3 separate regions of the Homo sapiens genome follow, and regions 1 and 2 are each linked to region 3. The links are chromatin loops, found by intact Hi-C in ENCODE. Cell type or tissue: CD4-positive, alpha-beta T cell. All regions are shown on one strand.

What was found. Hi-C counts contacts between places; a loop is a spot of excess contacts. Peaks named below come from ENCODE experiments on the same cell type or tissue, not always from the same donor. Only the 100,000 strongest peaks of a DNase experiment are listed, where the experiment ranks them.
Region 1: a loop joins it to region 3, with 7 times the contacts of the local background. A loop is called at or near these places in 35 of 110 quality-filtered maps.
Region 2: a loop joins it to region 3, with 13 times the contacts of the local background. A loop is called at or near these places in 22 of 110 quality-filtered maps.

Annotation. Positions count from the first base shown.
Region 1 is chr13:43,129,434-43,137,433 of GRCh38, reverse strand. The region is part of intron 1 of LINC00400 (long intergenic non-protein coding RNA 400); the gene reads right to left. Among named protein-coding and RNA genes, the nearest start is that of LINC00400, 20 kb to the right of the region's middle. In CD4-positive, alpha-beta T cell, a CTCF peak has its summit at 4,889; no DNase peak of the experiment used is centred here.
Region 2 is chr13:43,082,067-43,090,066 of GRCh38, reverse strand. It overlaps DNAJC15 (DnaJ heat shock protein family (Hsp40) member C15), which reads right to left. Exons shown (of 6, transcript NM_013238.3): 5 at 4,229-4,299. Among named protein-coding and RNA genes, the nearest start is that of LINC00400, 27 kb to the left of the region's middle. In CD4-positive, alpha-beta T cell, CTCF peaks have their summits at 4,204 and 4,408 (motif pointing left); a DNase peak (open chromatin) is centred at 4,406; H3K4me3 peaks cover 670 bases.
Region 3 is chr13:42,966,272-42,974,271 of GRCh38, reverse strand. It overlaps EPSTI1 (epithelial stromal interaction 1), which reads left to right. Exons shown (of 11, transcript NM_033255.5): 2 at 3,602-3,660; 3 at 5,095-5,178. Among named protein-coding and RNA genes, the nearest start is that of EPSTI1, 22 kb to the left of the region's middle. In CD4-positive, alpha-beta T cell, CTCF peaks have their summits at 3,114, 3,313, 4,290 and 4,490 (motif pointing left); DNase peaks (open chromatin) are centred at 3,311 and 4,501; H3K27ac peaks cover 312 bases.

The DNA.
Region 1 (8,000 bases), 160 kb before region 3:
TGAAGGCTGACAACACTACCCCATTTCAGCATGCCTGCTTGGTTTACAGACAGCTGCCTGTGCGATCAATACTGCAGGGCTCAAGGTAGCAGGCTGTGTTCCAGCCCACCCCACACATCAGGGCTGCTTATTGATTCCAGCTGCTGCTGGAAAAAGCCAGGGCTCCTATTCCTCGATTTTGAGAGGCAGAATTGGGGATCTGGGGCTGACTCTTGAGAAAACTGGGGGCCCAGATATTCTCACAGGTAACTCATAAACTTGGGTCATCAGAGAGCTGAGTCAGCACCCAAAGGCGGCCGAGAAATTGGCTCTCTGGTGGCGGAACTCTCCAGGCTAGTTAGTGTAACAGGAGGGAGCTCTGCCCTGGAGTTCACAGCACTGGTAAGTAGCATTTATTCAGCATCACATACTGATGGCCAGACTTAGCAAATAAAAATACAGCATGTCCAGTTAAATTTGAATTTCAAATGAGTGATGAATTTTTTTTAGCATAACTACATCCCAAATATTGCAAGATGTAATTATACTTAAAAATTGCACATTGTTTGGCTGGGTGCGGTGGCTCATGCCTGTAATCCCAGCACTTTGGGAGGCTGAGGTGGGCGGATCACTTGAAGTCAAGAGTTCAAGACCAGCCTGGCCAACATGGTGAAACCCCATCTCTACTAAAAATGCAAAAATTAGCTGGGTGTGGTGGCATGCACCTGTAGTCCCAGCTGCTCAGGAGGCTGAGGCAAGAGAATCGCTTGAACCCAGGAGGTGGAGGTTGCAGTGAGCCGAGATCGTGCCACTGCACTCCAGCCTGGGTGACAGAGAGAGACCTTGTCTCAAAAAAATAAAATAAAATAAATAAAATAAACTGTACATAGTTTATGTGAAATTTAAATTTACCTGGGCATCCTGTATTTATGTGCCAAATATTTCATAGGACATTCTTTTTTTTTTTTTTTTTTTTTGAGACTGAGTTTCACTCTTGTTGCCCAGGCTGGAGTGCGATGGCGCGATCTTGGCTCACTGCAACCTCCACCTTCTGGGTTCAAGCGATTCTCCTGCCTCAGCCTCCCTACCAGCTGGGACTATAGGCTCCCGCTACCATGCCCAGCTAATTCTTTGTATTTTTTAGTAGAGTTGGGGTTTTACCATGTTGGCCAGGCTGGTCTCGAACTCCCAACCTCAAGCGATCCACCCGCCTCAGCCTCCCAAAGTGCTGGGATTACAGGCATGAGCCACTGTGCCTGGCTTCATAGGACATTCTTTTTTCTTTTTTTTGAGTCGGAGTTTCGCTCTTGTCACCCAGGCTGGAGTGCAGTGGCGCAATCTAAGCTCACTGCAACCTCCACCTCCTAGGTTCAAGCAATTCTCCTGCCTCAGCCTCCCAAGTAGCTGGGATTACAGGCACCCGCCATTACGCCTGGCTAATTTTTGTCTTTTTAGTAGAGACGGGGTTTCACCACGTTGACCAGGCTGGTCTCAAACTCCTGACCTCAGGTGATCCACCCGCCTTGGCCTCCCAAAGTGCTGGGATTACAGGCGTGAACCACCGTGCCTGGCCCCATAGGACATTCTTATACTGAAAACTTATTTGTTGTTGATCTGAAATCCAAACTTAACAGAGTTTCCCTTGCATTTTATATCTGGCGAGGCTACCACACACATACTTATATGCATATGGGAACAGACATGGTTCTGTCTGCTACAGTCCTGCCATCCAAAGCAGAGAATCACCCTCAGCAAAAGTCCAAACTTTTCCAGCTGGCATTCCGGGACTTCCACAATCTGCCTCACTCTCTGCCAGCCCTTTTCCTACACAGCCACTCCATTCTAGCCTAGATGGTCCTCTTCCTGACTCCTGAACATTTCCAAAAATTCCTACCGCCCCTCACAAAGGAACAATGACTTGTCATGCTCTCCCTCCCATTTGAAGATTCACACTCACCTGTGCTTCAAGACCCACTCAAATCTTATCTGCTCCTCAAAGTGTTCTATAATTACCTTTTCCTCCATGCCCCCAAAGTAGCCCCCATGTGGCTCCTTCCTGCTTGGAACCCGGGGAGTGTTTGCTTTCTCCCTCATTCAGTTGCCCTGGGGTTGCCTTGCCAGTTAATTTTCATTTGTTTCTTTAGCAAGCATGAGCTGACATCTATAACTGTGGCTCAAGAAATAATACAAATCTTTATCTGTTCTGAGCCCCCACCTGCCTGGCTGGTGGGCAAACTAATCCCGGTCCTTGTGTGGGCCCCCATGGTGGGACCATATAAGCTTCATATGACTCCCAGGCCGGTAGTGTGTATGAGTGCGTGGGGATGGGGTGGGTGAGGGAGGGGTAGGAGCAGATGCTAACTCCACTCTGTCTTCAAGTCTGAAAACACAGCCTGGTACACACATGTTAACTACCAAATTACACGGTCAGTCTGGCAACACCTGCTTCAGCCGGAGTGCAGATGAATGAGTTAACACTAATCAGCTCCTGGGACCCGACTCAGAAGCAACATCTTTGAGGAAGCCTTTTCTAACTTTTTGAGAAAGAAGCCAAAGCTTTTGCAAGGGCCTGTAGACGCCACCTGATTCTCCTTCCTCCCTTTTTTCTTGGCTGCATCTCCCATCCTGAGATGGAGCAGGGACCCCTCTTAGGGGCCTGTGCCCCCCTCACTACCACAAGCATGGAAATGAAAAATCTTAAGTTCCTTCAGATTGCAGGCACTTAGCTGGCCCTGAGAAGTAAATGAGCAATTTGATCAGCAAGAAGGTAATAGTAGCCTAAAACAATAGCCAAGGAAATTAGAGTCATGGGATGTTTGGTTCCCTATAGAAACTAAAGATTAATTCTTAACGTATGTCCCTGAGTTGTTTTCAAAACCTGGACCCCCACCAAATGTATCTGCTGGCACACAGACCTTGGATAAGGGGGAACCGGGGACTGAACTCCGACCACTGCTCTTCGTTCTTTCTTCCTGATGGGCCTGGAAGAAGTCACACCTGTGAGCCAGAGCTAACGTTCTTTTCTGCTAACCCCACATTTTTAAACAAAGCTTCTTTTCCTTAACCAATTGCAAATCAGAAAATCTGTGAACCCACCTATGACGTGTAAAGGCCCCGCTTCAAGGTGTCCCACCTTCTTAGGCCAAACCAATGTATAACCTCCATGCCTTGATTTAAATTTGCCTGTATTAACTTGTTTTCCTGAAAATTTCCCTTGCCTTTAAAAACCCTCGCTTGCAAACCTTTGCAAGGGTTCAGGTCTTAAGCATGAGCTGCCCAATCAACATTGCCTGGTGCCCTGCAAATAAATGCCCTCCTTTCTCCCTCTGCAAACCTCTGTGTGGATGTTTGATCTTATTGCAGCAGGTGAGCACACCCCAGTTCAGTTCAGGAACATCGCCTCTCCCTCACTCCCTCTGCCTCAGCCACACTGCACCCCCGCCCGGCTGTTCCTCAAACATACCAGGCACTATGCATGCTCCCTCCTTGCCCTTCTCACCTTTGCTCTTCCCTCTGCTAGCTACGCAGCTCACTCTCCCTTACTTCAGGTCCTTGCCCTAACATCATTTTTCACTGAGGTCTACCTTAACCATCCTATTATAGTTGGAGTACCCTTCCTAGTGACTTCTGTCCATTTCCTGCTCTATTCTTCTTCAAAATTATGGTTATGTAAAATACATATTTTTTACTACCTTTTTCTTATTTACTATCTATTGCACCACCTTCTCCCTCTGGAATTTAAGCTCCATAGAGCAGAAATTTTAAAATCTATTTTGTTCACTATTGTATCTTTAGTGTAGTGCCTGAGACATAATAGGCAGTCAATAAGTATTTGTTGAGTGAATAATTTTTTTCTTGAATATTTTCACCAAACCTTATGCCACAATCTGTAACTCCTCCTAGTTTTTTTTTTTCTGATGTCCACAGATGCACCTCTCCAGTAGGCTGTGTGTTCTAGTAAATGAATAATGGATGCCCAAAGGAATTGAGGCCAAAAAAATGTGCCTTACTCTTTAACTCATAAGACATAATACTTGCCAATTAAATAAAAAGGGGAAATTTTAAAACATACATGCCCACGTCCTCTAACCTTAGGATAAAAGAAGTAATCTTAGGGGGAAAAAAAACAAGAAACACAGTGCTGACCTTTGCAGGGGTGGAAGGTGCCAAGGGCTGTGGCTGTTTCTCCAGCAGACATGGGGACCACATGCTGAACCATCTCCTCCCTTCCCTCTACCCCTGTGCCTGTCGCCCAGTACACACAACACAAGCTCCATTCAGAGCTGTTGAGTGCAGCCTCTAGCCACGGAGCAGGTGAAGTTAACTGGCCCCCTTGGGGATTGAACCCAGGCTTTGGCCTCATTAGCACCAGCTGCAACCAACTAGTCACACACAGGCTCCACACAAACAGAGAGATCACAGGATGGCTGGGCAGGTGCGTGAATAAACCAACACACCCGTAAATAATGAAATATTTACACGAGGCAGGGTCAGCAAGACTTTGTGAGGAGGGCATTGAGTGAGAGGGGAAGAGCATCAGCTTTCTTTCCTCTGGACAGGAAAAAGCAATGCCCCCTATGTGTGTGTTTAAAGGAGGCCAATAGCCCAGGCAATTTGTAACTTGGGGTGTTGCTACTATTGCTATTGTTCTTTTGATTATTCAGGAACATTTCTTTTCTGTTTTAAAGAAAACTAATTGCAACATCTTGGAGGCAAGGAGGCTTCATTTTCCACCAGTCAAGCCCTTTGTCAATTAAGTAATAAGGTCCATTACACTGCTTCTTAAAAACAATTAACCAACCGACCCTTCCTCAACCTCAGCTTTTGGGAAACTTGCAGCTTCCAGAGGTGGCTGTAACATCAGGGGTCATTTAGCAAATGAAGGGGAGAGTCTTTGGACTGATTCGTAGAGAAAGGCCATGATTTTCACCACCTACTCCTTTACCTAAAATGCTTGCCACAGGGAGGAGCTCTGAGTATGACTCATGTAGCTAGTTTTCCTAGCCCCGTCCTCCACACAGAGGCTGAGGCAAGGATTACAGTGCGGCTGCTTTATTGGAGAGGTGTAACCTTGGAGAGGTGAGGAAAGAAAGAGGAGGAAAGGCAGGAAAGATGAGGATCAAGGTGATGCAATGGTGCTGCTCTAGATGCTGCTTCTTGGTGAGTGGCTAGAGACACAAACTGCCCTGAGTGTGTCCGCTCAGCTCATGGGACTTCTGCAGAAGATTAGCCAGGTTGAATCACACCTCAGGGTGGAGGGAGGACATACTCTCCACCTCCAGTTACCTTGGTTCAGGTTCACACACCATGGAGGTAACACCTTGCATTTCTGGGTATCATCTGGCTCCTCAGGAGCTGCTCAGGAGGCCAGGTCCCATGCCCATGGCTGTGGTATTTTATCCAAATCCTGGAGTGGAAAAGTGACCAGGAATGAGGATGCTCAGCAGTGGGGATGGGGTTATCAGAAGTATTCAAACCAGAGTGACTCCATCTTGAATAGGAGTTGGGTAAAATGAGGATGAGACCTGCTGGGCTGCATTCCCAGGAGATCAGGCATTCTTAGTCACAGGATGAGATAGGAGGTTGGCAGGACTAGTATGAAAGGATACAAGTCAAAAAGCCCCTGCTGGTAAAACAGGACGCAGTAAAGAAGCCAGCCAAAACCCACCAAACCCAAGATAGTGATGGAAGTGACCTCTGGTCATCCTCACTGCTCATTATATATTAATTGTGATATTTGTGTGCTAAAAGACACTCCCATCAGCGCCATGACAGTTTACAAGTGCCATGGCAACACTGGGAAGTTACCCTATATGGTCTAAAAAGTGGAGGAACCCTCAGTTCCAGGAATTGCCCACCCCTTTCCTGGAAAATTCGTGAATAACCCACCCCTTGTTCAGCATATCATCAAGAAATAAACATAAGTGTACTCAGTCAAGCAGCCCATGCCACTGCTCTGCCTATGGAGTAGCCATTCTTTTGTTTCTTTACTTCTCTAATAAACTTGCTTTCACTTTACTCCATGAACTCACCCCAAATTCTTTCTTGTGCAAGATCCAAGAACCCTCTCTTGGGGTCTGAATTGAGACCCCTTTCTGGTAACAGGGTCACACAGACTCAGGGCCCCAACTGGATTCCAGGCAGTTCCAGGGCTTGGCAAAGACAGTGATGCTGTTGGTGGGGTGAGGGGTGTGAGGGGCAGGCAGCAGCTTTGGAAGTAAGGTGGCTTTGAAGGAATCTGAGGAGGCTGTCAACATTTGTGTAATACAGTGGGGATCTCAAAGAGTTCCTCCTACTTCCAACTCAGAAATAACATTTCTTCACAGAACATCTTTTGAAATCCACCAGTCATGCCTTTTGGCTAGTTTGTCTGCTTACATAGAGATCAGGCCAGAGATTCACCCGAGTGTTTCTGCTGAATGACCACTTTCCCCTCTGAGGCCCCACGCTGTCCTGCACTTTGTAAATGCCATGTTCCCAGGTTCCCCTTGCTTGGGCCCAGGTGGCACCTTTTCCCTGCTCAGCCTCTTTCCTCAGCAGAGGACTGACGTTCTTTGAGGTTACAACCAGGGCCTTGAGCAACAAGATTGTGACCTTGAGTGACACAGAAGCCTCAACCAAGAGGGCTCCACTTTTCAAGGTGGCAATTGCAATGAAGTTGGTGCCAATGGGAAAAATATCCTAGATGGAATGACACAGGGAAGGACATGACTTGGCAGTGGTCCAACCAGGTGGACAGTCTGTCTTTCCTTGTCACAGTTTTTATTCCCTGTGGCTTGAGTGCCATGCTTGCTACTTGCAGAGACTGGCATGAGAAGTCAGGTCCAGAGCATGGCACAGCACCTCTGTGAGGGGCTGGTGAGAGGCTTCAGTGACATTTCAAGGCACCAATGTCCACGGCTTTCACAAAACATTAGATATAAGTCAGAGGAGATGGTTTGGGGTCCATTTAGCAATTTCTTTCAAAAAAAGCGATGGAATATACATTTTTTTTCAGAAAGAATATGCATTTTCCCACCATTTTCCCATAGACCATTCATTGCCTTGCACCTGAGAGCCTCTAAGATGTGTGTGGATGTGTGTGTGTGTGTGTGTGTGTGTGTGTGTGTGTGCATGCGTTGGGAGTTGTGAGGACAAAGAATAAGACAGGAACAAAACAAGAAACAAATTATTTGCCCCTTCCCACCCTCCACAGCAGCAGAAAGCAAATCAATGCAGGAGGCTATTTCAGAGGCAGTAGATGACTAGAAATCTCACTGCTACTGCCCTATGCTCAGAAGAGACAGGAACCCTTCCTGCTCTAACTGTTCTGCCTACAAGATCCATTGCCATGCTTTTTTTCAAGAGGAATTCAAAATTAATTTGATTTTGCTGCATCTTGTCCCATTTATATAGAAGTGCTAACTGTTCATTCAAAAATAAAAAAAAAGGATCATACAAGATGCATGCAGCTGCCTTTTATATTCAGGGATGAAAAACTGGTTATGAAGGAGGTTAATGTTGTTATTCCAGAGAGATAACCCTGGTTGCTATGGCGAGGAATCTTCTGTCAATCATCCCGATGAAGTTGGCTTCTCTTACCAGAACAGCCTCTATTAGAGCTGCAGTTTGAATATATATTTGCCACTGAGCCTTGACTCAAATGTTTAACTTAGTGGACAGGTCTGTGTTTTATCAATTGGAACACTGTAGATGGAGACTTGTAGAAAATGCAGCTGAGGAAAGCTGCATGCTCTCAGAATGAGCCAATTTAACCACCCAGGTTAGGTATGCTTTAATCTCTGAAAAAGAATGAAAAGATTTTGGCCAGAATCAAGCTAACCATGACCAGCAAAGGAAAAGCTCAAAAGAAGATGTAAAAATGTGTGGTGTGACTTGGTTTGTAAAATGGGAATTCCTTTGGATGGATTTAAGTTAATTGATTGATTTTTTTTTAATCCAACGGTTTTGATCTGTGACGCTCACAGCTTAATGATCTGCCGTTCCTGCTGAAATTTATTCAGGCAATAATCCACAAGAAA
Region 2 (8,000 bases), 120 kb before region 3:
TTTCTTTTAACAGGTTATAATCCATTAAGAATTAATTTTGCATATGGCATCACATGATTCATTTTTCCCATATGCATATATATGGATAGACTGGTGTCACTGCCTTGACTAATGTTAAGACACCACCAGTTTTACCCACCAATATTTTTACACCATCAGTGCAAAGGCTGGCAAAGTGAAAAAGGAATATAGTTATGATTTGTGCACTTTTCTGCCCATAAATTACACTTCAATTAAAGTATACTTAAAAATCAAAAATAGAGATTGACGATGAAAGAAAAATGACTTCTTAAAAGGTGTACTGAATTATATCACTCTACTGTTTAAAAGTTAACAGTAACTTCCCTTTGCATTTGGAACAAAGTTAAAATCTTATATAGAACCTACAGTATTTCATTATCATAATACATACCTAGTTTTAAAAATCTGGGTACCACTTTATCTCATGCTATCTTTCCATTTGCCTATTACATTCCTATCACACTAGTTTTCCTTCAGGTCCTTAAGCACACTCCCTCAGAGGCTTTGCACATTAGCCCCTTTACTTTGTTTACCACTTTTCACACAGCTAGCTCCTTCTCATCCTGTACATCTCCTCACAGAGGTTTTCCCAGTCATCCTATGTAAAGTTGCCTCTCTCCTGTGTTTTATATCTTGGCTCATTATACCCTTTATCGCCTTGCTACAACTTGAAATAGGTTTACTTATTTTTTGTCTGCTCCTCCATTAGAATGCATGATCCCACGGGGACAGAGATCTAATTGTCTTGTTGAAGTTGTCTTAAGATTTAGCACAATGCCTGGCACATAGTAGGTGCTAAATAAATAATTTTTGAATAAATGGAAGATTAGTGTCAGGTTGTTTCCTATCAATCTAATCTAAGAAATTATTTAATGTATTAGTTATCACTACCAATTCTGTTTTACCTACCAAGTGTTTGCCTTGTTTTTATCCATTTGTTTATTCATTTACTCACCAAAAAAACTTACGAATTTAGAGTTTATGATGTGTCAGCCATATAAGTTATAAAGAAGAGTAAGCCACGTTCTTCACTTTTAAGGATCTCAGCATTTATCAAGGAAAATCAATGCATAAAACAAAATTTTCTCTTTACCAAAAAAATTAGTTAACACAAAGCCTTAAATCTAAAATGCTGAAATGAAGGGAAAAGAAAGATGAACCCTCCAAAACAAACAGTCCAGTAAATCTATCAAAAAAAAAAAAAAACCAAGTTAATTAGGCATCACCTTTTCTTAGTGAATCCATGCTGACTCTTGGAGATTATCTCTTTCTAAATATTTAGAACACATTTTTAAATGTAATATACTGTAAGAAATTACAATATATTATTATCAGGACTTCAGATAAAAATTAGCTTACTTTACAATGAGAATAATTAGAGAAAATCCATTCAACAGTATAATTACTTTGACTTGTTTTTGATCCCAATATTTAATTTTGACTTAAACACTCTAATAAGGAAGTGTGAGAATACTGCGTGTTTACTGAAAGGTGTGTAAGTGGGAAAAGGTTGAGAATCTCCCCACTGCAGGCAGGCAGATTTCATCTAAATGCAAGAAAGAACTTTCTAGTAGTTAGAGCTGTCCACCAGTAAAGCAAGCTGCCTTGTGAAACAGGAAGCTCTTAATCACTAAAAGTCTTGAAGGAGAGCTAATAGGACATTTTCCCCGGGACAGAGCAGAAAGCCCAGATTTAGGAGGCAGCATTGATTAGATCAGTGCCTCTCAAGCTACGGCAAAGGTGTACTTTTTAAATATTTTAAACATTTCCAATCTTTAGTGGACCAATACTTTTACATAGCACAAAAGTATCACACATTTGGGTATCGTGGCGATATTATAAGCTTTCTAAATGTTTACTTTTGGTTTCTGTTTTTAACTTGCACAAACTGGACTGGTAAGAATAGGCAAAATACACATTGATTAAGACTGCATTAGACAGCCTGTAAGACATCTCTAAGCAATCTGTCCTCTCCCCTTCTATATTCACTATGCATTACTGTAAAACTACTCATTTCATAACCACCAACCTCTTTCTTCATCAATTTAAGAAAAGCAGTAATCTAAAAGATATTAGCCTTGAAAGCATTAGATCAAGGACACGAAATGTTTTTACTGCATTATTTTTTTATCTCACTACATTGAAAAAGAAAAATTTCCTTTTTACCAAAATACGTCTGAATGCTTATTTAAAACTAATTACAAAAATTTATTTTCAGCCATTTCCCACACCTAATTTTCTGGTGTCACTTTCTTTGCACAGCTGATAATGAAATGTGTAACAAATTATAGTTGGTCACACATTTGAAATTCCAAACTTGTTCTATCAGCTGGTAGCAAAACCAACAGAAAAGTTCCTTGGGGGTGGGTGGGGAAACATATTCATGAATTCGGAAGCACTGGAAATGAGATTTAAGTATTTCCAACTACCTATAATACCCAGTGGTGACCTGGCTAAAGTAAATATGTTGAAGGATTCCAAGAAGAAGAAACAAAATTAAAAGCTGCCCATTCTCATACTTCCCCAAATACTCTTGGATTTCGCTTACCAAAGGCAATGAGGCATTTTTGTTTAAAATCTGTTAGCTTCCCATTGAAAACAAAACAATCTTCCTTCTCAAAGGATAATCTTTAGATTTATGAGCTATCATCTCTCAACTCCATCAAAGAGAGAAGTTCCAACATTCCTATCACTACACTTTTACTAGAGCAGGAGTTCTTAACTGTGAGTATATGGATGGGTTTTAGGAAGTGCATGAACTTTCTGAAACTCCAAATGTTTATAAATTTTGGGTGAATGAGCAGTTATATGGAAAAAAAGTCCACAGTTGTCAATATATTCTCAGAGGGAACAATAATCCAAAAACATTAAAAGCATCTTTCTTAAGTTAAAAATCTGATCTGAACAGAAACATAGGGTACAGCCTCTACATTAATTGAATAGGCATAAAAGGTTATTAAATCATGCAAACAAAAAGGACTTTAGAAATAAATCCTGTCATTTTGCAAATAATAAAACTCATATTTGGAGTTAAGGGAGTTTTCAAGGCCACAATGCTGACTGGAAGGTAGAAGCCAAAGAAAAATGCTGATCCCTTGCTCCGAAGTCCATTCTTTCACACCCAGCTACCCCACACAGGGTGAGACTAAAGGATGTTAGTAAGCCCACTATAGTCAACAATCCCACCTCAAATAAATATACCATCTCAAAATAAATCGTAATTCTTTAAACACTACTTGCTCATAAGATAGCCCACAATGCAAAGTAAATTAGCTGAGTGAATCTTTCAGTAACTGTTGAAACTGTTTAGAAATCTTTAGCAAAACCTCTTTTGAAAGTTTATTCTCATGTTTATTCACACTAAAGAATAATAAGTGCAAAAACCAACAGAGATGATGCTTAGCGAAAAAAACTTTTATAGTAAGTAATTAAGTGAGAAAGCTGAAAAAGAATGCCTTATTTTGGTACTGGTTAGGATGGAGAGGAATCCAAAATTTGTTTTTAATTTTTTTGAAATAATTAGGAAACTGAAAGTCTGTAAATAAGAATCCAAGAAACCCTTCACTTTCCTCCCCCACCCCCCTTTGACTTCTGAAATACAGTGTAACTTTCTACCATCTGTTATTTTAAAGCAGAAACAGCAATGAACATATGGGCTTTCCCTCTCAAGCAGCTGTAGTGTAGTTAAAGTTATAATAATTGTCTTTCTGTAAGATAAATTTACATTAAAAACCTGGCCAGTTAAAAACAAATGGCTCAGCCTCAGAGCCTTCCAGAATAAAATTCAGAAATTCAGAATCATCTATGACATATTACATTCACAGATTTGGAGGAAATCCTCTAACTCTTGTGCTTTTACATTGAAGGTTACATAAATACAATTCGTGATGCCCAAATCAGTTTATACAACCAAAGAGTCCATAACTCGTGTTTTCGATTTTTCTTGATAAAAATGGTAGGCGCATCAGATGGTTCAGGAAGTCATATATAAAAACCAGCAACTAAGTTCTTGAAAGCAGATAATATAAATCCACTACTTGTGTGAATCACTGAACTCCAACCTAAATGCTCATTTATGAGAAAAAAATCACAATACATGTGGCGCACAAACTTCCATCTCAACTATATATCATATATGACTTTAATCTGAAAGGAATTCACAGCATATTTTGATATACATATTATGAAAAATAGGAATTCTACCTACCTTTATCTGGGTGATTCAAAATCATGACTCTCCTATGAGCTGTTCTAATCTTAGCCTTGCCAGCAGATGGGCTGTAAAAAGAAATTACAGTGCTTATAATAAATAGCATCAAATGCAGATTATAAATTAAGGGTTTATATGGGTTTCAAAAAATTATACCTAATGAGAATTTCACCATCTTGTGGACAAATATGAAACTACAGCTTTCCACTTAATTCCACTAACCATCAAAATAAATCATTGATTCAATGTTACATGTGTTTTTCTTCAGTCCTTTGTAATGCCAATCCTTATTCTCAATCAATTTAAAAAACAAAACAACATATAGGTTAGGGGAGTCAGCTTCTGCAGACAATACTGTAAGTTTGAAAACTTATGCTTCTAAGTTATTTGGGGGGAAGGCGGTATATACGGTGTAGCAGACAAGTATTTGGATTCCAGAGGCATACTGCTGGACTTTCCCCCCCCACCCCCCAAGAAGGAGGAGTCTTGCTCTGTTGCCCAGGTTGGAGTGCAGTGGCATGATCTCAGCTCACTGCAACCTCCACCTCCCAGGTTCAAGTGATTCTCCTGCCTCAGCCTCCCAAGCAGCTGGGATTACAGACGCGCGCCACCACACCCGGCTAATTTTTGTATTTTAGTAGAGACAGGGTTTCATCATGTTGTCCAGGCTGGTCTCGAACTCCTGACCTCGTGATCCACCCACCTTGGCCTCCCAAAATGCTAGGATTACAGGTGTAAGCCTCCACGCCTGGCACACTGCTGGATTTTAATGCCAGTATTGCCACTTAAGATTGTGTAAGCTTGATCAAATTTTTATCCTCTTGGTGCTTCAGTTTCCTCACTGTAAAACAGGGCTAGAGCAACTGTAAGGATTAAATGAGTTAATGCCTACGAAATGTTAGAACAGTACCTGGAATGTAGCAAGTGCTTCATTATAGTTATCTTTTACCTTTACAGAGGATCTCAAAACTCTTTATGTCTCATAGTTATTTAGCTTTGTGAAAAAAACCCATGGGAAAAGCTTGGCTGTTAAAGCCTATGCTGTAAACAAAAATTAAAGTAGATAATTAAATAATCCTAAAATTATTTGGGTAAAACCCAATGTATCCAGTATTGGAAATGTTGCTTATTAGTACATTTTCTAGGCAAGGGAAAAAAATTAACACTAACAACAACAAAATCCTACTACTGCTACTTAATAGCTATACTATCTTGTTTAAGCTACTTAACTTTTCTGAGTCTCAAATGGGGATAATAATAGTTGACTTAAAGCACAGTGTAATTATTGTAAAGCTCAAAATAATTTAATTTGCATGGATGAACCACAACATAATAGCTAAAAGCATGTGCTTTTACAGTTAGTCAGAAACAGGTTCAAATTCTTGATTCCACTACTTATTAGCTGTGAAAGTATGTCTTGCTTAAACTCAGTTGCAATTTTCTCATACGTAGCATACACGTAATAAAACCTACCCCCAGGTTTATTTTAAAGAAAAATTAGATAATATAAGTAAAAAGATTAACATAACCTAGCACACATGAAAGTAAAGGATGCTTATGAGACTGTATTAGATATCTCCTGCATTTTGAAAATAAAGTGTAAATAACCTAACTTAACATTTCTTGGATGGCTCACAGCATTGTCATTATTACCAATTAAACTCTCAAGGTCTGCAGATGTTTGCTTGTCCTCCTACTAAATGGACCTAGAATGTTATTCATTTAAGTTCTATTTTGAACAGTGCCTCCCCTATGCTATCAGCTGTCAATCCTTGATTCTGCTATTGTTCTAGTCTTTGGCAGTTCCTTGCTAGTTACTTGCTACCTCTGATCTGTGGGTAAGTGATAGATCACCAAGCACATTAAAATGCACTATTAATTGCTGAGTAGGCACATAAAATAGTCTTCCATGAGTAAAATGAATTAAATATTTTCCTATAAGGACTTAAGAGTATTCCTCTTGGCTGTTTACCTATGTCTTTGAAGCAGCATTCTAAACTTACTTTTTGGCTTGTAGGTACCTCCCAGATAAACAATTAAACATTGTCTGGTTAAAAGACTACTGAATTTTGAGAAAATAACTGTTAAACATCATACCAGAGGTATGAACACTATACTGTTTAACTGCCTATTAAGAAACAAAAAAAATTACACTGAAAAATTACAGCTCAATGATTTCGATTTCTGTGGCTAATCTACATTTATCAACTCCTTTTTTTGCTACACAGGTGCTCTGTGGCACATCTTGCCTTTATTACTTATGTTTTCTAGCTGTTCTGTATGTATTTGGCATGTTGTGTTAGGTAGATTCTAAATAACTTTAGGGCTGAAACTATGATTTGTATCTTAAAATAGAAATTAGGATTGTAGGCCGGGGGCAGTAGCTCACGCCTGTAATCCCAGCACTTTGGGAGGCTGAGGCGGGCAGATCACAAGGTCAGGAGATCGAGACCATCCTGGCTAACATGGTGAAACCCTGTCTCTACTAAAACTACAAAAAATTAGCCAGGCGTGGTGGCGGGCGCCTGTGGTCCCAGCTACTCGGGAGGCTGAGGCAGGAAAATGGCATGAACCCAGGAGGCGGAGCTTGCAGTGAGCCAAGATAGCGCCACTGCACTCCAGCCTGGGTGACAGAGCAAGACTCCGTCTCAAAAAAAAACAAAAAAAAGAAATTAGGATTATATATCGTACAAGTGCTTAATGCATTTTACATCACCCTCCAAAAATGACTGTAAAAAGGTAAACTCCTTAAAATAACAAATACTCCATATTAGTAAATACTAATATTATAAAGGATTACTATGCAAATAATTTTAAAGTAAAAAAGGGGGAGCTTTAAAAACCTATTTCATAAATTTCATCACCATGTGGCCCTCTAAATAATGAGATAAGTTCAGTAAAATCCAAATTTCATATATATATACACACACACACATATATATACACACATATACGCATACGCACATATATGTGTGTATATATATATATATAGGTGAATGTTCTGCTGAACCATTGTATTTTTTTAGAAGATATATGGCAAGGTCCATTTTATTCTAGATATTAAGTTTTAGTTGAGCACATAATACAAAATCTGAAAATTACTCCGTCAAAATTTCCTTGATAATTAATTACAATGCTCTGAAAATCAGTTCCACATAGTTTTGTACATAAAACTCCACAACGCATTATGCATACTGAGGTCCACCAACCACTGAACTAAAGTAAACACAAGGAAGGAAAGTTCATATGCACAAGTATGGCATTCAAAACACTCTGCCTTTAAGATAATAATGATCAGACTCCTAATGGTGAGCTCTGGAAATGAGACCTATTCTGCTTTGCTGGCAGTGTTTATTTCCTTTTAGTTATTATTATATTAAGTCTCTTGGACCTTAATACATTTTAATATTAATACATGTTTGTTGCTGTAAAGATTAAACAACATGAGAGAAGCCTAGTTTTTAAGCTTAGTATAAAAACTAAATGTAGCTATGATGATATACCTCCAGTATAACTTTAAATATGATGGTACCTAGACCAGAGATTTCAAACACCTCCCTAGAATGCATCTGGCTGGCAGTGGGGGTATGTGGAGTGGTGTTCTTGGACCTTCTGGCAAATGGAGCAGTTTTGGTTTCATCTTTTTTTTTTTCTACTACTGAGCTTTTGAGTAACATATAGTGATATGGTTTGGCTCTGTCTCCACCCAAATCTTATCTTGAATTATAGCTCCCATAATCCCCTCATGTCATGGGAGGGGAACCGGTGG
Region 3 (8,000 bases):
CTCTGCCCCCTGGGATCAAGCGATTCTCCTGCCTCAGCATCCCGAGTAGCTGGGATTACAGGCGTGTGCTATCACACCCGGCTAATTTTTGTATTTTTAGTAGAGACAGGGTTTTACCATGTTGGCCAGGCTGGTCTTGAACTCCTGACCTCAAGTGATCCACCCGCCTCAGCCCCCCAAAGTGCTGAGATTACAGGCATGAGCCACCGCGCTTGGCCAAACATTTCTTGAATATCTTTTTATTTTATGTTTCTTATGGTGCAGAAAAACATTTTATCTTGTCTGTTCTTTCATATATTCTCCCTCAGTATATCTCACGGATGTGCGCTGTTGGAAAGTGAAAATAATCTTACAAATTGAGATCTTTCATTAAATTTCAATGAGGTAATTAAGGAGACTCATTTTCAAATATATATATTTATTTCAGTGGCTTGAATGTTGCTTAATCAGGAAATGACAAGAATGCGAAATGTTGGTTGTTGGGCTTGTCTAGATTAGCAACTTTGAGAGTCAGGCTGTTGGAAGAGATAGCACATAGGTTAAAACAGCAAAGGCCTTTGCTGTGGGTACAAACTAATTGGCTGAAAACATTAATAAATTATACTTGCTCTTCATGTCAAGAGAAAGCTAAGAAAGAAGGGATGAATATTTGTATCTACTAAGGCATTACACTCTGACACATGATATTAAAAAATAAAAAGCATATCCTTTGACTTAAGCTCTTCTTCTTATATTAAGAAATAGAAATAGAAGCTAAGTTCCTTACCATTTACTTGGCAATGCTTTCTTGGGACTATTATAACATGTTTCAGATTTGGCATTTTCAGTCAATAAAATATTGCTGAGAAGGTTGCTGAGCAATTCACATAAAATTTACATAAAACGTTTATTACTGGGACCACTGCCTGGGTTTATGCTAAAATGCTTTCAGTAAAAACCCTCTAAATTCAGAGCTAATTCTTTCCCTTTATTTTATGTTTCTCTATTAGGTACCTGTAAGCTACACACATTGGCCATAGATTGACTGAAGTCCTATTCTTAAGATGGAAGATTCTAGTATGATGTCGGACTTAAAAACTTAACCAGATTAGATATTGTAGAATACAATCTTTTACAAATGAGTTGATTTTTCTCTCCAAACCTTTTGCAAAATTTCCGTAAGAGAGACTCATGGACTTGGAAAATTCTCTGTGAAGCTGCTTTTGGCAAAGTCCTGGCAAAGAAACACTTTTGCTATTTCAGATCCTATTCTTTAAGCCTCAACTTACTATTCTTATTTCGTGCTATTCAGTTTTTTACTCTTCTGAGGTCTCTATGAATCTCCACTGTTTTGGATCTCTGAGTACTTACATCATTCCCACTTTAAGACTTGTTTGGGTATTCTTTTTTAATTTATTTTTTATTTATTTATTTTTGTTTTTTTCCCCATCCAGAACTCATGTTGAGTGGTTGGATATTCTCGTGGGGTGCTTTTGTGGTTTCTTGACTTGTTCCTAACTAAAGTGTAAGTTCTGTTAAAGTGATTAGTATCCCTGTTCTGGAATCTCCCCTCACTCTCTACAAGCCCCTAATACAATAAATCCATAATAAGTGCCCAGTTAAGTAGGTTGCATTGTTTGGAAGTCTATCAAGGGACTAAAGTTAAAGGATGGTCATATTTTATGCTTTGCACATTGAGTTGAAAAGTTAGCTGCAGACAGAAAACTGATCTAAGTCAAAAGTCTTAGACTGGAGTCTCATCAGTGTTGCTCAATTGACCTGGTGATCTTTGGCCTGAGATTCAACCTCTGTGTCTTTACCAGTGATTTATGAATACCTAAGTTTTCTTTTATCCCAAATGTTCTAAGATAGCTTGATTGCTCTATAGTAGTGGTTTTCCAAGTGTGGTACCTAGATCAAGAACAGCATCATCTTGGAACTTGTTAAAAATGTAAGTTATTTGACCCAGTCGCAGGCTACTGAATTAGAAACTCTCAAGCTCGCGGACAAGCCCTCCTGGTGATTATGATGCACGATAAAGGCTGAGAACTACTGATCTGGAGTATAGTCAAATTTGTGGTATAGAGAGAAGCTCTATACCACAATGTTAGCAGACATTGAAGATTGTGTAGCAATTTCATGATTGGCATTTACGTCTCGTATCTGATGTTTCAGCTTTCAGTCTCTGTAGCATGGCTCACCATTGCATCATATTCAAGTTTCCAGGGACTACCCACGGGATTGTAGCTTCCAAGCTCCTAAAAAGTACTGGCAATTCAGAAGTGAAAAATGTTTCTTAGGGTGTACAAAGAATGTGCAATGGACAAGGGATTAATTGCCAGTGGCAGTCTCCTAATTTTGTATTCATAACGTTGTATGCATGCTAGGCTACACATGCAACGTCTGCTGATATACATTAAGTAATTGGGCATCCAGCAGCCCCATTTGCATGCAAAGGCTGTTGCACACCTCACATTTACAAGTCTAAAATTAAAGCCCAGTTTGAAGCTGGCTGAAGGCTAGCTGCTAGAAAAATAATGAGATAAGGAAGGAAATGGCTTCTGTTGATCAGTGCTTTTGGCCTCTACAGTTCAATCTTTGCTAATTTGCCCTTTGAAATTGTGTATTCAGGTAGAAGAGAGAGACTTCCAAGAGTATCTGGGTGGGGTTTTTTCCCTCCCTCTTAAATCCTACAGTTAGAAGCTGGTTGTGTTTATCCACAGCATTTCTCTTAAAACTGTACCTACATGTATGCTGCAGTCTGTTGCTGTGCTATATTATTGCTTAATGGAGTATTCATGTTCTTGTGGGATCACGTGCATCATCTCAAAAAAGAGCCACCCCCACACAGACTCACAGGCTGGGTCTGTAGCATCATTTTGTTTTAATTCAGCCCACATTTATCAAGCAGCCAATGTCTTTGTGCCAGACACTGTGCCAGGGGCTTGGAATACACATCAATCAAGCACACTCTCTGCCCTCAAAAGCTCACAATATTTTAACAGCTTCCTAGTGTCACAGAGGTGAATATTTTTCTTAAAAAGTCTTCCCTGATCCGCCTGGTTGAAATGACTCCTTGCTTCTCCGAGCCCCTGATTATGCTCAACCTGTGTCCCTAGGAGAAGAAGAGACCAGTGGACATAGGCCTAGAAAAGTCAAAGCCTAAAAGCCAGTTAGTTACTCAGATCATCAAGAGGAGGTGGCTGCATTGCAAATGGCCTCTAGGATCAGTCTGTGGGAACAGAAAATGTACCAATGTTTCCTGTACCCCGGTGTGGTCACACAGAAGAGAATGCCAATCTAAAGCCATCTTAAAGGAATTTACTCACAAGCACCACCTAGAGGAACGGTGGAGCCCTACAAGGACAGTACACCAACTAGTCACTTGTCACTCATCGAATGCTTTATATTTTCATATTTGGCCATGTCCTTTGTTTTACTTTGACATCAAGATTGTGAGGTCCCAGAGAACAGATCAGGGTCTTAAGAAGATTATCTTTCATAGTGCCTATTTGATGGTAATGATCATAAATACAGTATAATAGAAGGAAAAATATCTGGTGGCTTATATGCATTGGTAGTTTCTCATGGTAATAAGCATTTTTTTTTCTCTTCCTTTTAGCACAAGTGCATACACCTTGATAGCACCAAATATAAACCGGAGAAATGAGATACAAAGAAGTATGTATAGTCATTCATTTAACATTCAGAATGCTTCTCTCTTTTTACAATTGGTTTGTTTTGGTGTGAAGTATTTTTATTTTCTCATTTATATAGACTCACCAAATCTCATCAAGGTTTTTTGTTTTTTTTAGTTTTGATTATACCTTTAAAAATATTCTACTATTAACACTTCTAAGTTTGTTTCTCTACGTTAGTAACAGAACTCATGACATGATGGTAGATCCTGGATTTCTGTTGGCTTGAACAACTTTACACTTATTGCCAATAAACCTCCTTGAGGGTAGGGACCACATCTTACTCGTTTTTGTGCTCTCTGTACTTAATGCGTACATAACATGTTTAATTGATGTACAGTAAATATAAATGCTGCCATTTAAAGTTATAGCATTATCCTTTAGAGGTGGAAGAGAACTAAAGTTCATTTAGTTCACAAAGAAATTGTAGGCTTGCTCAAGTCCAGCTGTGGGGCTATGCTGAAATTCGATGGTCTCCTTTATTACATGATTGGTAGGAAATTTAACTTCATGACTAATGATGGACAGAAAGGCACAAAAGGGAAAAAGCTCTCTAAAGAGTCTCCACCGGACATGTAGCTCCGGGTGGGACAGCGGGTCAGTGCAGAATATGACAATCACAGCCATGCAGGGACTATGGGAACTGCCAGCAGTTCTGGTATCTTACAAGCTTTTGATTTAAATACTTAATAGGAGATTAAGTCTCAATGTGGTCTGGATTTCGAAATGTTTCAGAATTTGTTTTTCTAGTAATGGACATTTGAAACAGGTCTCATGAGGAGATAAGGGGAGGCGCTGGAGTGACAGAACTAATTTCTCTCTGGCGCCCCCTGCTGTCGTGCAGAGTGAACATTTAGGAAATGAGCCCTGCTCCCCAGGAAGCCGACTCTGCACAGTGGTCTGGAGTGCCTGAAACCAGAGCAAGGGTCTCCACCTGTAGCACCGAGCCCTCATTCCCTAGAGTCGCAGTAAGCTTGGGAGCATTGAAGATAAAGCGAGTATGGGCATCAGAATTCTCTGGGGATATGTTTACCTATGTGTGGAAAGTTCTTATTGACGTGAAAATATTCTAGTTTTGCACACATTTTCTATAGGTAACTTTAAAAATTAACTTGATATAGAGTTTTAAAAATGCCAGAATGGTAGGAAAATCTATACTTCTTTTAGTAGGAGCCCAGGTGGTTTTTCAAATTCGAACCCTCTGTGCTGACTCTTGGTGAGAATGTGCCACAGGGCCGGGCCCAGGATGACCTGTACGGGTCAGGGCTGAATATTGTGTTTCTAACCTGGAAGCCTTGTTCACTCATGCTCACATATAGTTAATTGCCTTCTAATAGTTGTTTCTTATGCTTTGAAGGGACTGGTTTTCTTTTAGAAGTCTAATAATTGACGATTTGATATTTCTCGCCTGGCTTAGTTGCGGAGCAGGAGCTGGCCAACCTGGAGAAGTGGAAGGAGCAGAACAGAGCTAAACCGGTTCACCTGGTGCCCAGACGGCTAGGTAAGCAAGCACAGCCGCTGCCGGAATGAGGGAGGGCGGGGCCACCTATGGATCCTGTAAGCAGCTTGCATATGTCTGTCTGTGAATGTCCATTGTAGTTTGTTTGGTCATTGTGCTGCTTGGGTGGAATGCATTTAATTGTGTGTGTGTGTGTGTGTGTGTGTGTGTGTGTATTTTTTTTTTTTTCTGATTTTCTGCAAGTAGCAAACCTGTAATGCCAGAGTTCTATGGGAACACAGTGATGGCTTAATTGCCAAATAATTTAGAGCCTCTTAGATGATTGACTCTGAAAAAGCTTACCTGGGGCGCTGCATATGCCCTGTCATAGCACTAGTCAGGATGGGAGTAAATGCTGGCACAAGCATATTAATCATGGCAGTTAAATGTTAATCTGAAGAAAAGGAGTGGAGAGTCAGTTCCAAGAGGGAGATGAGAGTGAGCTGGAAACCCGGTGGTGGGTATAAGAGAAACATCACCTGTGTTTTTATTCTACAGATAGAGACCTCTGGGCCTCTGGAGCAGGTGCTGCCAGTGTGATGAATTGTCTGGGCCGCCTTTGCCGGTGTTTGAATCATTCAGAAGGGATGCCACCTAATGGGAATCATTCACATCTTTTCTTTGCTTTTTCTCTTCTATCAGCAGCCGAAAATTTAAAGGGTTGGACACACAGTGTCCACAGATTTAGTTAATACAAGCATGTCTTGTGTCAGGGGCCACTTACGGTTGTGATAGTTTTAGAGAAGTTCCCTCCCCACACCCTGCCCCCCCACCAAGAACATAGGTAAAAATAATCTAATTTGGAAATTATTTAATGGGAGGAAGTAATAGTAATATTATCATCATCCCACTGTATTTCGTGAAAAGGGCTAATCTCAAGTGCCTCCTTTGTGCAAATGAGCCAGACTCGAAGGGTACAATCAGAAAACAGCTTTAATCTTTCCTAGCTTGGCCCCTGAGATTGGCTATGTGAGAACAGTCTTTCTCAGGCTTTTTGGATGATGTAAGAAATTAAAGCTTTTTGGTCTCTTTCAAACAGTAGAGTGACCTAGCTAATTCTAGGCCTAAAACAGTCTCATTTCAGTAATTAATGTTCAGTCTTAGGTACTGATCAAAATTCTGTTACTAATGGAGATGAGAGCTTCTCCCCTGCTCTAACCCAGGCCTGTTTCAGGTAGGAATCCAGCAAGTAGAACAGGGTGTGGCTGGACTTTTCTCTATTCATGGCTCTGTTCCCAGATTCTGACCTTTCTGGGATTGAAGGGGGAAGTGGAGGGAGATAAGAGAGTTCGGGGTTCGTAATGCAGTGATCCTTGTTTCTTTGAGCCTAGGTTTACACTGACTGCTCGTTCTTCTTCCTGGGAATCTTCGAGTTTTTCAGCATCCCCCACTCTCTGCTACCCATCTCCCACCTGGATTTCCCTGATACAGACGATTTCCTCTCCTGTCGGCAGGGCTTGGCCTCACTGTTGGCTCTTGGTAGACTCCTTTTAGGGTTCCATTGTTCTTGACATGGCCCTCATAGGCAAGTCCCTTTAGATGGCTTTAGGTTGGCATTCTCTTTCATGAGAATCACATTAAAAGTACAGGAAATACTTGTGCATTCTTTCTTTTCATAAACTGTGAATGTGGGCCATTTGTAATGTAGCTACCTCTTCTTGAGGACTCATCTCAGTGGCCAATGGACAACAGCCTTATACCTTTAGGCTCTAACTGTTCTAGGCATGAATCCAATAAGACCCTCAGACTCTTAAAAATGCAGGTTGAGGTCTCCAGCTGATTTTCTTTTTTTTTTTTTTTTTTTTTTAATTTATTTTTTTATTGATAATTCTTGGGTGTTTCTCACAGAGGGGGATTTGGCAGGGTCATGGGACAATAGTGGAGGGAAGGTCAGCAGATAAACAAGTGAACAAAGGTCTCTGGTTTTCCTAGGCAGAGGACCCTGCGGCCTTCCGCAGTGTTTGTGTCCCTGATTACTTGAGATTAGGGATTGGTGATGACTCTTAACGAGCATGCTGCCTTCAAGCATCTGTTTAACAAAGCACATCTTGCACCGCCCTTAATCCATTTAACCCTGAGTGGACACAGCACATGTTTCAGGGAGCACAGGGTTGGGGGTAAGGTCACAGATCAACAGGATTCCCAAGGCAGAGGAATTTTTCTTAGTGCAGAACAAAATGAAAAGTCTCCCATGTCTACTTCTTTCTACACAGACACGGCAACCATCCGATTTCTCAATCTTTTCCCCACCTTTCCCGCCTTTCTATTCCACAAAGCCGCCATTGTCATCCTGGCCCGTTCTCAATGAGCTGTTGGGCACACCTCCCAGACGGGGTGGTGGCCGGGCGGAGGCGCCCCTCACCTCCCGGACGGGGCGGCTGGCCGGGCGGGGGGCTGACCCCCCCACCTCCCTCCCGGCCGGGGTGGCTGCCGGGCGGAGACGCTCCTTACTTCCCAGATGGGGTGGCTGCCGGGCGGAGAGGCTCCTCACTTCTCAGACGGGGCAGCTGCCGGGCGGAGGGGCTCCTCACTTCTCAGACGGGGCGGTTGCCAGGCAGAGGGTCTCCTCACTTCTCAGACGGGGCGGCCGGGCAGAGACGCTCCTCACCTCCCAGACGGGGTCTCGGCCGGGCAGAGGCGCTCCTCACATCCCAGATGGGGCGGCGGGGCAGAGGCGCTCCCCACATTTCAGACGATGGGCGGCCGGGCAGAGACGCTCCTCACTTCCTAAATGTGATGGCGGCTGGGAAGAGGCGCTCCTCACTTCCTAGATGGGATGGCGGCCGGGCGGAGATGCTCCTCACTTTCCAGACTGGGCAGCCAGG